Linked DNA regions of Homo sapiens: all the other regions are linked to region 1. The links are chromatin contacts, found by Hi-C or POLR2A ChIA-PET in ENCODE. All regions are on one chromosome and are shown on one strand. Each heading gives the region's core, a stretch centred on a gene start or an enhancer-like site at or near the end of the contact. The rest is flanking DNA. Distances are from core to core; before and after follow the strand shown.

Region 1 (3,256 bases), core at 516-3,015:
AGAAGGTGTCGTTTAGGCTGAGATTTGAATGATGAAAAGCCAGAAATAGGGTAGGTCAGTAGTATGTGCCCTAATTATGATAATGAGGTTGGTGAGTTCAAAAAACAGAAAACAAAACAAAACAAACAAGCAAACAAAAAAACCAGTGTGCTGGAATGAAATAGACAGAAAAGGACTAGTGCGTGAGTAGGTGATCAGACAACTAGAACCTAATAGGCCAAGATAAGAAGTTGGACCGAGGGCAGTGGCTCACGCCTGTAATCCCAGCACTTCAGGAGGCCAAGGCGGGCGGATCACGAGGTCAGGAGATCGAGACCATCCTGGCTAACACAGTGAAACCTCATCTCTACTAAAAAAATACAAAAAATCAGCCGGGCGTGGTGGCGGGCGCCTGTAGTCCCAGCTACTCAGGAGGCTGAGGCAGGAGAATGGCGTGAACCCGGGAGGCGGAACTTGCAGTGAGCCCAGATCGCGCCACTGCACTCCAGCCTGGGTGACAGAGCGAGACTCCGTCTCAAAAACAAAACAAAACAAAACAAAACAAAACAAAATAAAAAAATGAAGTTTGGACTTCTAAGTATTAGCTTGGTGCAAAAGTAACAGATTTTGCCATTACTTTTAACAGCCAAAATTGCCATTACTTTTGCACCAACCTAATACAATGGGGAGTGAGCAATGAGCTCTGGATAGGGCAGTGAAATTATCTGATTTAGGTTTTTAGAAAGTCATTTCCACAGAGAAGTATTCCTGGATCCCCCAGGTTGGGTTACGACTCACCACTAGATATGTGGTACACCCTATAATTCTGCTATCATGATATTCACCAGTGGAGTGTATTTGCTTGTTTAATGTCTATATTCCCTGCTAAACTGGAAATTCGACTAGGGTAGGAACTATGTCTCGTTCTCTTTCAAACCTTCCACACATAGGAGGCTTTGCATAAAATGAGGTAAATGGAGGAATAGCTCTTACCACCTGTTCTATAATTGTCTAAGGGTTTTCCCCCCAACAGGAGATTCTGAGGGCAGGATCACATCTGATTCATGGTCAGCCTGACTCATACGGGGCACATATTTAGGAACCAAAAACATAACTGACTTCAAGAAACTCAAGGGCTGGTAAAGACAGACCAGTCATCAGCGTCACAGGACAGGGTAGGGTGAGGGCACAGTGGCTAAGTTACTTATCCCCTCTGAGCCTCGATTCCCCATCTGCAAAATGGGGTTGACATTACTTCATGGGACCACTGTGAGGTTCAAATGAGATGATCCACTTAAAGTGCTTGGAGCAGTACTCAGCAAACTGAGCACTAGGCGAAAGCCAGCTTTCATTACAAGCAGAATGTTCTGACTGAGGGCAGTTCAGAGAGGAGTTTCTGGACGAGATGAGCATGCAAGGCTTGGTACCCAGTGAACTCTGTTAGTACTAATTTATAGTGACAATAATTACAATTTGGATGTCGGATCTGCTGACACTCATTTGCGTATATCGTCCCGTTCATCTGTCACTGCACATGTGAAAAAACGGAGGCTCGGCAAAACTGTCTCCCGAGCAGCTCGCAGAGGCTGCGAGGGGCCTGCGGGCTAGGCTGGGGTAAGACAGAGGACCTCCATTTAACCTCATGTAATCCGGGGAGCTCCTGAGCTTCTGGTCCAACCTGCGGCCTAAGCAGTAACATTCACAGCCACCCCACCCCGGGAAAGGAACCGATCTCACGCACCTTCCATAAGGTCCACAGATATCCGTAGAAGGAGACGCGAAGCCCCGCCCACCCCACCGGAAACGCATTTGCGTCACGTCCGCCCCGCCCGCTGCCACTTGTGGCTCTGCCGCTCTAGCCCCCGGCGGAGCCAGCTGCTGCTCTTCGGTGCTGGCCCCGGTGCCGGCCCCGTTGCCCAGGGAACAGGCTCCCGGCAGCCCCCGCGGCCCGGAGTCCATCCCGCCTCCTCCGGCCCGGCGGGGCCGACGAGTCCGGAGGGGCTGCCGCGGGAGGTGAGTCCGGCGACGCCGCAAGCGGCCCCGACGCCCCCGACGCCCCCGACGCCTGGCCCCGAGCCCCTCCTCGGCCTCCCCCGGGCCACTCTTCCCTTGCCTCAGCCCCGCAGGGTCTCCATGCCCGTCCGCCCCGTCTCCCTCGCCCGCGGTCTCGCCCGCGCGGAGTGGCGGACACTAAATGCCACAACACACGGAGCGCCTGGCTCGCCGCCCGCAGAATCCGGCGGTCCGCAGCGGGGAACAGGGGCCGCCCGCCCCTCCTCAGGCCTCCGCTGCGCGTCCCGCGCCCTCGGCCCCCGGCCCCACCCTGCATCCCGGCTGCCGGTCTGGCCGCGGGCTCTGCTCCTTCGCCTTAAGATTGACGTCGTGTTCTGTCCCCCACTCGCAGCCCGCGTCCCTTACATCCGCCCACCGGCGCCTGGCCCCAGGCCTTGACACTCATCCAGTTGGTGTTCAGTGTTCGATGAGTGGATAAGTGAATGACTCCTTTCCCAATCCTATTTGAAGGCATGGGAGGCAGAATAGGTAGTAAGTGTTAAAGGATGGGGTGTCCTGGAGTCAGAGCCGGGCAGGTCCCAGCGGCCCCTTCCTAGCTCTGTGCTGGGGCAAGTGCCCTACCTCACTCCGCTCCAGTTTCATCACCAGTGGAATGGAGATGAGAATAGTTTCTACCTCTGGCTTGGTAAGAGGATTAAATGGGTCAGTGCATGTAAAGTTAAGCACGGTGCCTGCCGCTGTACATTTCAGTAAAGGGGAGCCCCTGCTGTCATCTGTGCTAGCCTGCGTTCTCGCCCTCTAGTCCCTTCTGATATGTCTCTGACTTCTCATGACTTTAGTTTCTCCTTCTCTACCTCCATTTCTCTTCCCTGCACTTTTTTCTTCCTCTCTTATTGGGATTCAGGAATTTTATTCTGTTCTGTGACTTATGTTCCATGTGTTGGCAGAATGTGGGATACCAGCCTGGGTGCATCCTTTTCTCATCTATTGGAGTGACCAGTTGCACTTGTGGACTGCCTCCTTGCAGCCAAGGTCTTGTAGACAGAGTTCTGGGAAATCTCAAAACGCAAATCCCAGGCATAGGTAGAATCTGGGAATGAAGCCACTGTAGCTCCTTGTGATCACCAGCGATTCCTGGTCTTTTAGGCTGCAGGACTTTGTGTTTTCTCACACCCAGCTATAATGTACCTTGATAAACCTCTGACCTTATTTTTGTTGTTGTTGTTGTTAACCTGACTTACGTCCCATATTGGTGGTTATTTGG
Region 2 (3,506 bases), core at 472-2,971, 410 kb before region 1:
GTTCAAGCGATTCTTCTCCCTCAGCCTCCCAAGTAGCTGGGATTACAGGCACCCGACACCACGCCCGACTAATTTTTGTGTTTTTAGTAGAAATGGGGTTTCACCATGTTGGCCAGGCTGGTTTTGAACTCCAGACCTCGTGACCCACCTGCCTCGGCCGCCCAAAGTGCTGGGATTACAGGCGTGAGCCACCGCGCCCAGCCCTGACCTAGCTATTGACTGCTTATCCTGGAGTCTAGGATCTCTCTGGTGCCAGATCTGAGACGCCCGCAGCCTCTCCCCTATCTCCAACCTGTCTCCCCCGCTAGATCGTGAGCTCTGTGGGAACATTGCCCAGGCTTGTCTTGTTCACCAACGTGCTTCCAGTGCCTGGCACTGTGCTCAACCCCTCCACGCCCTCGCTCAAACTCAATCGATGTTTGATAGAAAGATGAAGAGAGATTTGTTCGGTCAGAGAGAACAGCATGATGACAGAAGGAAGGCGTACAATCAAAAGCTGTGTGCAGGGCCAGGAGCGGTGGCTCACGTACTCCCAGCACTTTGGAAGGCCTAGGCGGGAGGATCACTTGAGCTCAGGAATTCAAGACCACCCTGGGCAACATGGCGAAACCCCGTCTCTACAAAAAATACAAAAACTAGGCCGGGCGCAGTGGCTCGCGCCTGTAATCCCAGCACTTTTAGGAGGCCGAGGCAGTCAGGAGTTCGAGACCAGCCTGGCCAACATGGTGAAACCCCGTTTCTACTAAAAATACAAAAATTAGCCGGGTGTGGTGGCGAGCGCCTATAATCCCAGCTACTCGGGAGGCTGAGGCAGGAAAATCGCTTGAACCTGGGAGGCGGAGGTTGCAGTAAGCCGAGATGGCGCCACTGCACTCCAGCCTGGGCGACAGAGCAAGACTCCGTCTCAAGAAAAAAAAAAAAAGAAAAAAACCACTAGCCGGGCGTGGTGACGCAGGCCTGTAGTCCCAGCTGTTCGGGAGGCTGAGGCAGGAGGGTCGCTTGAGCCCGTGAGCCGAGATCGCGCCACTGCACTCCAGCCTGGGCGACAGAGCGAGACCCTGTCTCAAAAATTAAATAAATAAATAAATAAATAAATAAAGGTGTGTGCAGGTAACAGCAAGTAGTCTTAAAAGAGTAGACCGAGGTGTGTGCAGAGGGCAACAGTTGGGATATTTGCCTCTGTCTAATTAGCACCTTTGGACATTTGCGTCAGGCTCTGTGCTGACAAAGAGCGCACTGACGACCACAGTAGGGCCCTGCCAGTCCTGTGATGGCACCCAGCATTTAAGTGTGACAGAAGCCACCCACAACAAGCTACATACTGCATATAATTTAAGGGGGTCACGGCCCCGGAAGCCCAGCCATGGACCACGGTTTAAGTACCCCTAGTCCAGCTGGAACAATAAACATGAAATGAGTGCCTGGCTTGGAATGCAAGCCAGGCCGTGACAGAAATGAGGAAGGAGCCGATGGTTTCAGAGGCTGTCGCGAGGAGAGGGCCTTAGAGGCAGGCGGGGGACGACAGCGGACCTAAACTTCTGGGCCCAGGAGAAGTTCGTTCTTTCCTCCAGGATACCTGGAGCCGAGTGCAGGATCTCAGCGAGAAATGCCCCAATCTCAAGGGCGGCACCGAGAGGTGACGCAAGCGGCGCGCGAGGTTGCGTCAATGCAGGACCGCCCCGCCTCCGGCCTGTGCATTGTGGGACCTAAGGGCACCTGTCAGACGCCCAATCTCGCGAGTGAGCGAGATTCACGCGGAACGCAGAGGTGAGAACGGGGAAGGCCCTCCTCAGCAGGAGTCCCGCCCCCTGAAGGGCATGGGCCAATCACAATGCCTCTCCTTCCTGGCCGCTGGGATTGGTCCGAGGGTGCACATGACCGGACTGCGGGACATGTGACCGTGCCGATCTAGGTCGTGTGACCCGTCTGGTGTAGTCCTGGAACAAGGGTTTTGCTGCGGAGGGAAACGGCCAGAGACCTCGATCTAAGACCGGGGTTTGGAGACTGGCGGGCCTCGGAACAGCAGAGCTAGCGGACTTCCGGTCTGGCCCTCTGCTCACGGCCGAGGGCAAGGCGGGTTAGGTCACTTGCTGAGGAAAGAGCTCAATATGTCACGTGTTCCTCTCCCAATGACGTGGACCTCAGTTCCCTCTCCAGTGAAGTGGGCACAGTGTTGCCCGAAAAAGGGTGCTCTGGGGCTTGCCTGAGACGGGACGCGTGGAAATGCCCTGCCGAATATGAATGGGGCGATGGCCTCGCGGGACGGAGCAGCCCAGGAAAGCTGACCGTGGGCTGGGTTGTGGAGCGGAGCCCCAGGGCCTCGGCTGACTTAGCGGCCAGTCGTACATAGTGGGTATGCGGCGGGCCCGACGCCAGTCGTTGTGGACCACTGACTTGTAATCTTTACGACCTCAGTGAGGGTCAGAAGTGTCCGCGAGCCCTGTAGGCGAGGAGAGGCCTGGCTGAGGGCGCACAGCCTGGAAGGGGAGAAACTAGAGCTGGACTCTGCTTGACCCACAGACCCTCCGCCAGGTTGCCTTTGCGAGGCAAGAAGCGAAGGTTGGCGAGCCAGCTGGGAGTACCCACCCCCTCCATGCCTGGTGGAGTCACCCAAGCCCCAGCGACACCCCGGCCTGCCCAAGGTACTGGTGACCCTGGAGGCCGGGGCCCTGGCTTCTCAGTCAGGGTCTCCTCCCCATGGCGGCAGAGCTGTCTGGCGTTTTGAGCCCTTTACACCAGGGGCAAGAGGGCTGCAGGCCAGAGCCAGCAAAAGAGAAGAAGCAGAGGGAATGAGAAACCTAGAAGGTGGAACGGGAAGGAGGGAGTGAAATGGGCAAAGGCCTCCAAAAAAAACAACTTCCGCCTCCTAAGTTTAGTGCATTTAACTCTATAAATATCTATTGAACACCTACTGGATGCCAGGCACTTTTCTAGGCACTGGGCAGCTAGCATTAAACAGAAGGCAGAAACCCCTGCCTTCAACAAAATCTATGCTGTGTTGAATAAGTGATACAGGGAAAAGCTAAAGATGGGGAGAGAGGTGGGAAGGGTATAGAGGATGGGAAGAAATTTACAAAAGAGGCAGGGAGGGCTTTACTGAGAAGGTGACGATGAAGGAAGTGAAGGAAGGGCATTGCAGGCCAGGGGCTCATCGTGTGCAAGGGCCCTGGGGTGGAAGGGATCATGCAGTGGCGTGAGTGTGGGTTTGAGCAGCAGGTGATGGTCAGAGGTAATACGTGGCCACCAAAAGGACTCTGGCGGCCGGGCGCAGTGGCTCACGCCTGTAATCCCAGCACTTTGGGAGGCCGAGGCGGGCGGATCACGAGGTCAGGAGATCGAGACCATCCTGGCTAACATGGTGAAACCCCGCCTCTACTAAAAACACAAAAAATTAGCCGGGCATGGCGGGCGCCTGTGATCCCAGCTACTCTGGAGGCTGAGGCAGGAGAATGGCGTGAACCCGGGAGGCGGAGCTTGCAGTGAACCGACGTCGTGCCACTGCACTC
Region 3 (3,463 bases), core at 893-3,392, 300 kb before region 1:
GAAACCCTGTCTCTACTAAAAATACAAAAATCAGCCGGGCGTGGTGTCAGGCGCCTTAATCCCAGCTCCTTGGAGGCAGGAGAATCGTTTGAACTCGGGAGGCGGAGGTTGCAGGGAGCCAAGGTCAAGCCATTACACTCAAGCCTGGGGGACATGAGCGAGACTTCTCTCGGAAAAAAAAAAAAAGAACGAAGTGGGTGCTGTGAGAAAAATGGCGTTATTTAGACTGGGTGCGGTGGCTCACACCTGTAATCCCAGCACTTTGGGAGGCCGAGGCGGGTGGGTCACCTGAGGTCGGGGGTTCAAGACCAGCCTGACCATTCCAGCACTTTGGGGGGCCGAGGCAGGTGGATCACGAGGTCAGGAGATCGAGACCATCCTGGCTAACACGGTGAAACCCCATCTCTACTAAAAATACAAAAAATTAGCCGGGCGTGGTGGTAGGTGCCTGTAGTCCCAGCTGCTCAGGAGGCTGAGGCAGGAGAATGGCGTGAACCCGAGAGGCGGAGCTTGCAGTGAGCCGAGATCGCGACACTGCACTCCAGCCTGGGAGACAGCGAGACTACGTCTCAGGAAAAAAAAAAAAAAGACCAGCCTGACCAACATGGTAAAACCCCATCTTTACTAAAAATACAAAATTAGCCGGGCGTGGTGGCATGCGCCTGTAATCCCAGCTACTCAGGAGGCTGAGGCAGGAAAATCACTTGAACCCAGGAGGTGGAGGTTGCGGTGAGCCGAGATCATGCCATTGCACACCAGTCTGGACGACAACAGCGAATAAAGAAAAAAAAAGACATTATCTAAGAGACATGTTGTTCCTTCCACTTGAAGTTAGGAAGAGCAAGTGCCACTCACGATGCCAGTACTCAGTGAAGAAGGGGAGAGGCATCAGTCCGGACTAGAGGCATCTTTAGTCAAACATTTAAGGACCCACGATAGGCAAAAGACCAGGCTAGACAAAAAATCATCTAGTATTCAATTTGGGTTGCCACAACTTCAGTCATTTCAGAGTGACATTTCCAAAACGTAGAAATACTCCAACTTGTAGGGAAAACAGATAAAAGAGGTGGGGGGTAGTTTGAATGCAACTATGGTCTCATTTTTCCAAAGGTATCATCCTTCAACTTCATAGCTTAGTTTTAGAATGCAGTTTGTTTTTTTGTTTGTTTTTGAGATGGAGTCACGCTCTGTAGCCCAGGCTGGAGTCACGCTGTGTAGCCCAGGCTGGAGTGCAGTGGCCCAATCTCAGCTCACTGCAACCTCTGCCACCTGGGTTCCAGCAAGTCTTCTGCCTCAGCCTCCCAAGTAGCTGAGATTACAGGTGTCCGCCACCATGCCAGCTAATTTTTGTATTTTTAGTAGAGATGGGGTTTCACCATGTGGGCCAGGCTGGTCTCGAACTCCTGACCTCAGATGATCCGCCCACCTCAGCCTCCCAAAGTGCTGCGATTACAGGCGTAAGCCATTGTGCTGGCCTTTTTTTTTTTTATTTAAAAGAGATGGAGGCATCTCACTATATTGCCCAGGTTGGCCTTGAAACCCTGGGCTCAAGGGATCTGCTCACCTCAGCCTCCTAAGTAGCTGGGACTACAGGTAGGCACCACCGCCCCGGCAAAACTGACATTTTAAAATGGAAACATTAAGCTGAGTTGGTGGCTCACACCTATAATTCCAGCACTTTGGGAGGCTGAGGCGGGCAGATCATCTGAGGTCAGGAGTTTGAGACCAGCCTAGCCAACATGGTGAAACCTCGTCTCCACTAAAAATAAAAAAAAAAAAAAAACAAATTAGCCGGTCGTGGTGGCGCATGCCTGTGATTCCAGCTACTCGGGAGGCTGAGGCAGGAGAATCGCTGGAACCTGGGAGGCGGAGGTTGCGGTGAGCTGATATCGCGCCACTGCACTCCAGCCTGGGCGACAGAGCTAAACTCCTTCTCAAAAAAATAAAATAAAAATAAAAATAAATAAAGAAAGAAAGAAAAGAAAATAGAATGGAAACGTTAGGGAGTAGCAAAGCAACTCTGACCAGCCCTCGGTTCCGCCCCTTGTTAGTGTGGGCCCCACCCCTGGCCGTTTTGGCCCCGCCCCCGCGTCCACGCCGCCGGCTCCCAACTTCATAAGCTGTGACGATTAAGTAGTATGAAAAACCCAACAGCAAAACACAAATGGAACACCAGAGGGTGCATTTGTCACCAGACATCTTCTGGAGTCTTTTGCTAATTGCACATACCACTGCCAGATGGCAAAGGATCAGTACAGGTTTCCTCATGAACGCCTTTAACATTTTAGTTTGTAAATGCAATTGTCTGATGCATTAGTAAAATGCTGGATAATAGCAAAACATTAATAATAATAATAATAATTAAATGCTTGTCAACCAGGCAGTAAGAGGACAAAGATGACAGGCCAGGGCTTTCCCCAGACAGCCCAAAGCCTCAGGCACGCTGGTGGCCTCCCTCCCCAAGAATGGACTGACCGGATTCCTGGAGCCACCAGCCCTGTCACCCCGCCCCTGCAGCCACGCCTGGGGGAGCGGCGGCCGGTAGGGCCGGGCGGCTGCGAGGCCAGAAACGCCTCCAAGAGCTCCTACCTGGGGTCCAGAAGGTAGTCTGGGGAGCAAGCTCCGGAGAGACGAGCGGGGGAGACTGGGGTCCCAGCAGACGCAGAATGGTCTCTCCACAAAGAGGGGTTAGCAAATGTACTCTCCAGACCTGTCCCCACCCTCCACACCGTCAAAGAGCAAAGAGAAAATCTTCCAGGCCCCCACTCCAGGCATGGTGGGTGCGTCAGGATTCAGAACAGATGACCTCTGCCTTGACCTCCAGGCTGCCCTCAGGTTCAGACCAGGGCTTAACTCAATGCCGCATTTCTGCCTCAAAGGAAAAACGTGGTTCAGAAGTTCCCACTTAACAATATTTAACAATTCACCAATAGTTTTAGTTCAAAACCAGATATCCTTTCCTTGAAATGTGTTGTGAAAGATTTCTCAAGCTCCTTCTCCCCAGCGTGGTTCCTAAGAGCCTTAGCGTGAGCTGAGACTCAGACCCCTTCATTCCCGGGCAATACTGAAATGCTCTCGGTTTCCAGGGCGCTGCATCTTTACTCCTCCACCCACCTGCAACGGTGATCTGGTTTAGGCGTTCAGTATCTGAGCACCTTCTCTGGATCAGGCACCAGGGAAAGCAGGAAGCCCTAGAGGGCCGTAGAGGCCCGTTTTCCCAGGATGAACACACACTTCTTTCTTTTTCTTTCTTTTTTTTTTTTCTTTTTTGAGACAGTCTCACTCCATTGCCCAGGCTAAAGTGCAGTGGTATTATCTCGGCTCACTGCAACCTCTGCCTCCCAGATTCAAACGATTCTCCTGCCTCAGCCTCCCAAGTAGCTGGGATTACGGGTGCATGCCACCTCGCCCGGCTAATTTTTTTTTTTTTGAGATGGAGTTTTGCTCTTGTTGCCCAGGCATG
Region 4 (3,217 bases), core at 96-2,595, 340 kb before region 1:
TAGAGCCATACAGTTTCTAAATGTATATAAAGGCTGCATATCTGCCAGATTGCTCTCAAGATGGTTGGACCAGCTACGCCTCCACCAGCAGCACCCGCTTCCCTGTATTCTGCAACATTTAAAAAATAGTCATTAACAAAAATGTCTTTGCCCATTTGGTGAGAAATGACTCTCGTTGCTATTTGCATTTCTCTGTTGAGCCTCCCATGGAGCCGCTGGCTGCGGGGGATGAGTGGGAGCCGCCAACTGCCCTGCTGTGTCTCCCTCGCTCTTCATGCTTTGGGACAGCTTTCTTGTCATAGGTGGCAGATGCTTTTTCCCAGTATTTAATTTGCTTTTAAGTATTTTCAGAAGGATTTTTTGTAGTTTCATTGTTTAAATATTTAAATCGTTAAATATAATGTATTTCAGCATAAAGTGAGCAGCTTGAATCTAACTTTGTTCTGGACAGTTATTTATCCAATTGTTCCAACATTGTTTACTCATTTGGAGACGGAGTCTCACTCTGTCGCCAAGGCTGGAATGCAGTGGCGCAGTCTCGGCTCACTGCAACCTCCGCCTCCTGGGTTCAAGCGATTCTTCTGCCTCAGCCTCCCTAGTAGCTGGGACTACAGGCACCCACCACCATGTCCAGCTATCTTCTTAAATATTTCAGGGTCTAGGTTCTTTAATGTAAACATGTTTTGCCACATTTTACCTTTTGACCACTTCTCTGTGTCTTAAGATATTTACGTGTACCTTCCATTTTTCTCATTGCCATAGGAGAGATTCACCCAGGATACACAACCTCACTATATCTATTCACCCCGTGAAATGACTAGGTGGGTGAGAGGCATCTTTGAAGCGCTGAGACCTCTGGAGACCCTGCCTGTTGAAGGCCTCATTCGGATTTGGGCACATGAAGCTCTGCGTCTCTTCCAAGATAGGTAAGGGAAGCCGAGGATCCAGTTGGTCCCATTCTCCCCTGCTCTGAGTTCTTACAGCTGTCGAAGCTGGGGTCTTTGCAGGGGTGGTCTGCCTAAGTTAGAGCCAGGTGGTGCCAGTGGTGGAAGGAGCAGAGTCAGCCAGGGCAGCCTCCCGTCTGGACACTGGTCACAGTTGCCCCAGGGTAACAAAGTCACAGTGCGCTGAATGCACCGGCTGGCCCACCACTGTCTGCTTACACAAGGCACTTTCATAAACCTTGTGGCTGTGAACAGGGTACTTTTTTTTTTAAAGATACATCATAGAAGTCAAAAAACGGGGCACTTTAATAAACCTTTTAAACTGTCAGGTGGGACCACAAAAGGTAGCAGCTGCCTGTGATAACCTTACCAGAGCACGGGTTCACTGCTGAGTTAAAAGGTCTCCCAACAACTGCCCAGTGTGCGTGTTCCGTAACCACCACCCCTCTTCCTGTTTCTCAGTCTGTGTTCTCATCAAAGGCTTTGCAGCTGCAGCTCTGGGGCACTGGTTTTCTCTTTTACCTGTTGCCCACTTGGATCAATTCTTGTCTTGTAAGTTTTGAGTTTTTCTAGTTAAGTGACCAATACTTAAGGGAAAAAATTGCTAACGGATGACTGATCGGCATCAACTGTGGAAGGTTTTGTGGTTTGAATTGCAGTAAGATGACTTGGCAGATGGTTCCCTCCAGACTAAGAAATGCTTAAGTGTTTGGCAGCTGTGCCTCTGGACCAGGTGTCATCCTGCAGTTTTTCCTGTCATTACTGTACAAGGAGTCTCAGAATACTGCCTAGTTGTAATCACTGGGTTTCCAACCCGAGTCCTTGGCATTCTTGGGCAACACCGGGTACATTACTGACAGCCACTGTAAGAGATGAGCAGGCAAGGCAGAGTGCAGAGTATGTTGGCTGTGGCAGCCCTGTTTTTATTTCTTATTGGAGTTCTGCTGCTTTTTAAACAGTCTTTTGTTATTGTTGCTATGTCAGCTACCTTCACTCTCCCCTTTTCAATTAAAAAAAAATTGGCTGGGCATAGTGGTTCACATCTATAATCCCAGCACTTTGGAAGGTCGAGGCAGGAGGATCATTGAGCCCAGGAGTTCAAGGCCAGCCTGACCAACATAGTGAGACCCCCATCTCTACAAAAAATAAAAAATTAGCCAGGTGTGGTGACGTGTACCTGTAGTCCCAGCTACTTGGGAGGCTGAGACAGGAAGATCGATTGAGCCTGGGAGGCTGCAGCTACAGTGAGCCATGATCGTGCCACTGCATTCCAGCCTGAGTGACAGAGCAAGACCCTGTCTCCCACAATATAGTTTTCACAGATTTCTAGTACCACAGAGAATTTTGTTTAAATTCAAATGTCGCAACAGCAGTTGTGCTTACAAATTCAGATTGGCTTCAGTAAGTATATACCTGCCTTCACTAGACCCTCACCTGGTAGCCTGCATAGGAGATCTTACAGTCAGCTTCTCAAAAGGTCCTCACACAGCAGCGCAGTCACAGTCTCGCCTGCTTGCCTTGTAGTAAGTCTTACACCTCTAAAACTACACACATCACAGTTCCCATTTCTTTTTTCTTTTTCTTTTTTTTTTTTTTTTTTTTGAGACAAGAGTCTCGCTTTGTCACCCAGGCTAGAGTGCAATGGCATGATCTCAGCTCACTGCAATCTCCGTCTCCTGGGTTCAAAGCAATTCTTGTGCCCCAGCCCCCAGAGTAGCTGGGATTACAGACATGTGCCACCACGCCTGGCTGATTTTTATATTTTTAGTAGAGACAGGGTTTCACCACATTGGCCAGGCTAGTCTTGAACTCCTGACTTAAAGTGATCCGCCTGCCTCTGCCCTCCCAGAGTGCTGGGATTACAGCTTGAGACCAGCATAGCGAAACCCCATCTCTACTAAAAATACAAAAATTAGCTGGGCATGGTAGCATATGCCTGTAATCCCAGCTACTGAGGAGGCTGAGGCAGGAGAATCGCTTGAACCTGGGAAGCAGAGGTTGCAGTGAGCCAAGATCGCGCCACTGCACTTCAGCCTGGGCAACAGAGTGAGACTCTGTAAGTAAGTAAGTAAGTAAGATCGCGCCACTGCACTTCAGCCTGTTGCCAGGCTGTAAGTAAGTAAGTAAGAGTGAGACTCTGGGCTGGGCGAGGTGGCTCACGCCTGTAATCCCAGCACTTTGGGAGGCCGAGGCGGGCGGATCACGAGGTCAGGAGATCGAGACCATCCTGGCTAACACGATGAAACCCCATCTCTACTAAAAATACAATTAAA

The links. Hi-C counts contacts between places; a loop is a spot of excess contacts on that map. ChIA-PET counts read pairs that join two places held with the same protein, here RNA polymerase II (POLR2A). Pooled maps may share reads with other maps.
Region 2: a map of CD8-positive, alpha-beta T cell shows a loop between it and region 1 (21-fold over the local background). The contact joins the enhancer-like site here to the promoter of CINP in region 1. A Hi-C loop is called at or near these places in 4 of 168 maps with a recorded cell type or tissue (CD8-positive, alpha-beta T cell and naive thymus-derived CD4-positive, alpha-beta T cell), 1 of 37 single-sample maps with no recorded cell type and 14 of 50 pooled maps. POLR2A ChIA-PET finds 5 or more read pairs at or near these places in 4 of 52 experiments (CD4-positive, alpha-beta memory T cell, MCF 10A, PC-9 and 1 more).
Region 3: a pooled map shows a loop between it and region 1 (4-fold over the local background). The contact joins the enhancer-like site here to the promoter of CINP in region 1. A Hi-C loop is called at or near these places in 2 of 50 pooled maps. POLR2A ChIA-PET finds 5 or more read pairs at or near these places in 4 of 52 experiments (A673, K562, activated CD4-positive, alpha-beta T cell and 1 more).
Region 4: a loop to region 1 is called in a pooled map, with 6 times the contacts of the local background. The contact joins the enhancer-like site here to the promoter of CINP in region 1. A Hi-C loop is called at or near these places in 4 of 50 pooled maps. POLR2A ChIA-PET finds 5 or more read pairs at or near these places in 2 of 52 experiments (AG04449 and activated CD4-positive, alpha-beta T cell).

Annotation. Positions count from the first base shown.
Region 1 is chr14:102,361,125-102,364,380 of GRCh38, forward strand. It overlaps CINP (cyclin dependent kinase 2 interacting protein), which reads right to left and starts at 1,766. Exons shown (of 5, transcript NM_032630.3): 1 at 1,721-1,766. The coding sequence starts at 1,727. TECPR2 (tectonin beta-propeller repeat containing 2) reads left to right here and starts at 1,817. Exons shown (of 20, transcript NM_014844.5): 1 at 1,817-1,992. RefSeq lists silencers at 1,811-2,220, 2,261-2,350.
Region 2 is chr14:101,946,435-101,949,940 of GRCh38, forward strand. No RefSeq gene overlaps it. Among named protein-coding and RNA genes, the nearest start is that of DYNC1H1, 16 kb to the right of the region's middle. RefSeq lists enhancers at 1,166-1,827, 1,532-1,651, 1,952-2,141. Within about 2 kb of position 1,722, at least 33 of the 41 ENCODE cell types and tissues checked have a DNase peak (open chromatin) inside an H3K27ac peak, as active enhancers do; they include CD8-positive, alpha-beta T cell and PC-9, where a contact is called at or near this core.
Region 3 is chr14:102,061,154-102,064,616 of GRCh38, forward strand. No RefSeq gene overlaps it. Among named protein-coding and RNA genes, the nearest start is that of HSP90AA1, 24 kb to the right of the region's middle. RefSeq lists an enhancer at 2,928-3,463. Within about 2 kb of position 2,143, at least 9 of the 41 ENCODE cell types and tissues checked have a DNase peak (open chromatin) inside an H3K27ac peak, as active enhancers do.
Region 4 is chr14:102,019,131-102,022,347 of GRCh38, forward strand. It overlaps DYNC1H1 (dynein cytoplasmic 1 heavy chain 1), which reads left to right. Exons shown (of 78, transcript NM_001376.5): 42 at 763-926. Among named protein-coding and RNA genes, the nearest start is that of DYNC1H1, 56 kb to the left of the region's middle. Within about 2 kb of position 1,346, at least 3 of the 41 ENCODE cell types and tissues checked have a DNase peak (open chromatin) inside an H3K27ac peak, as active enhancers do.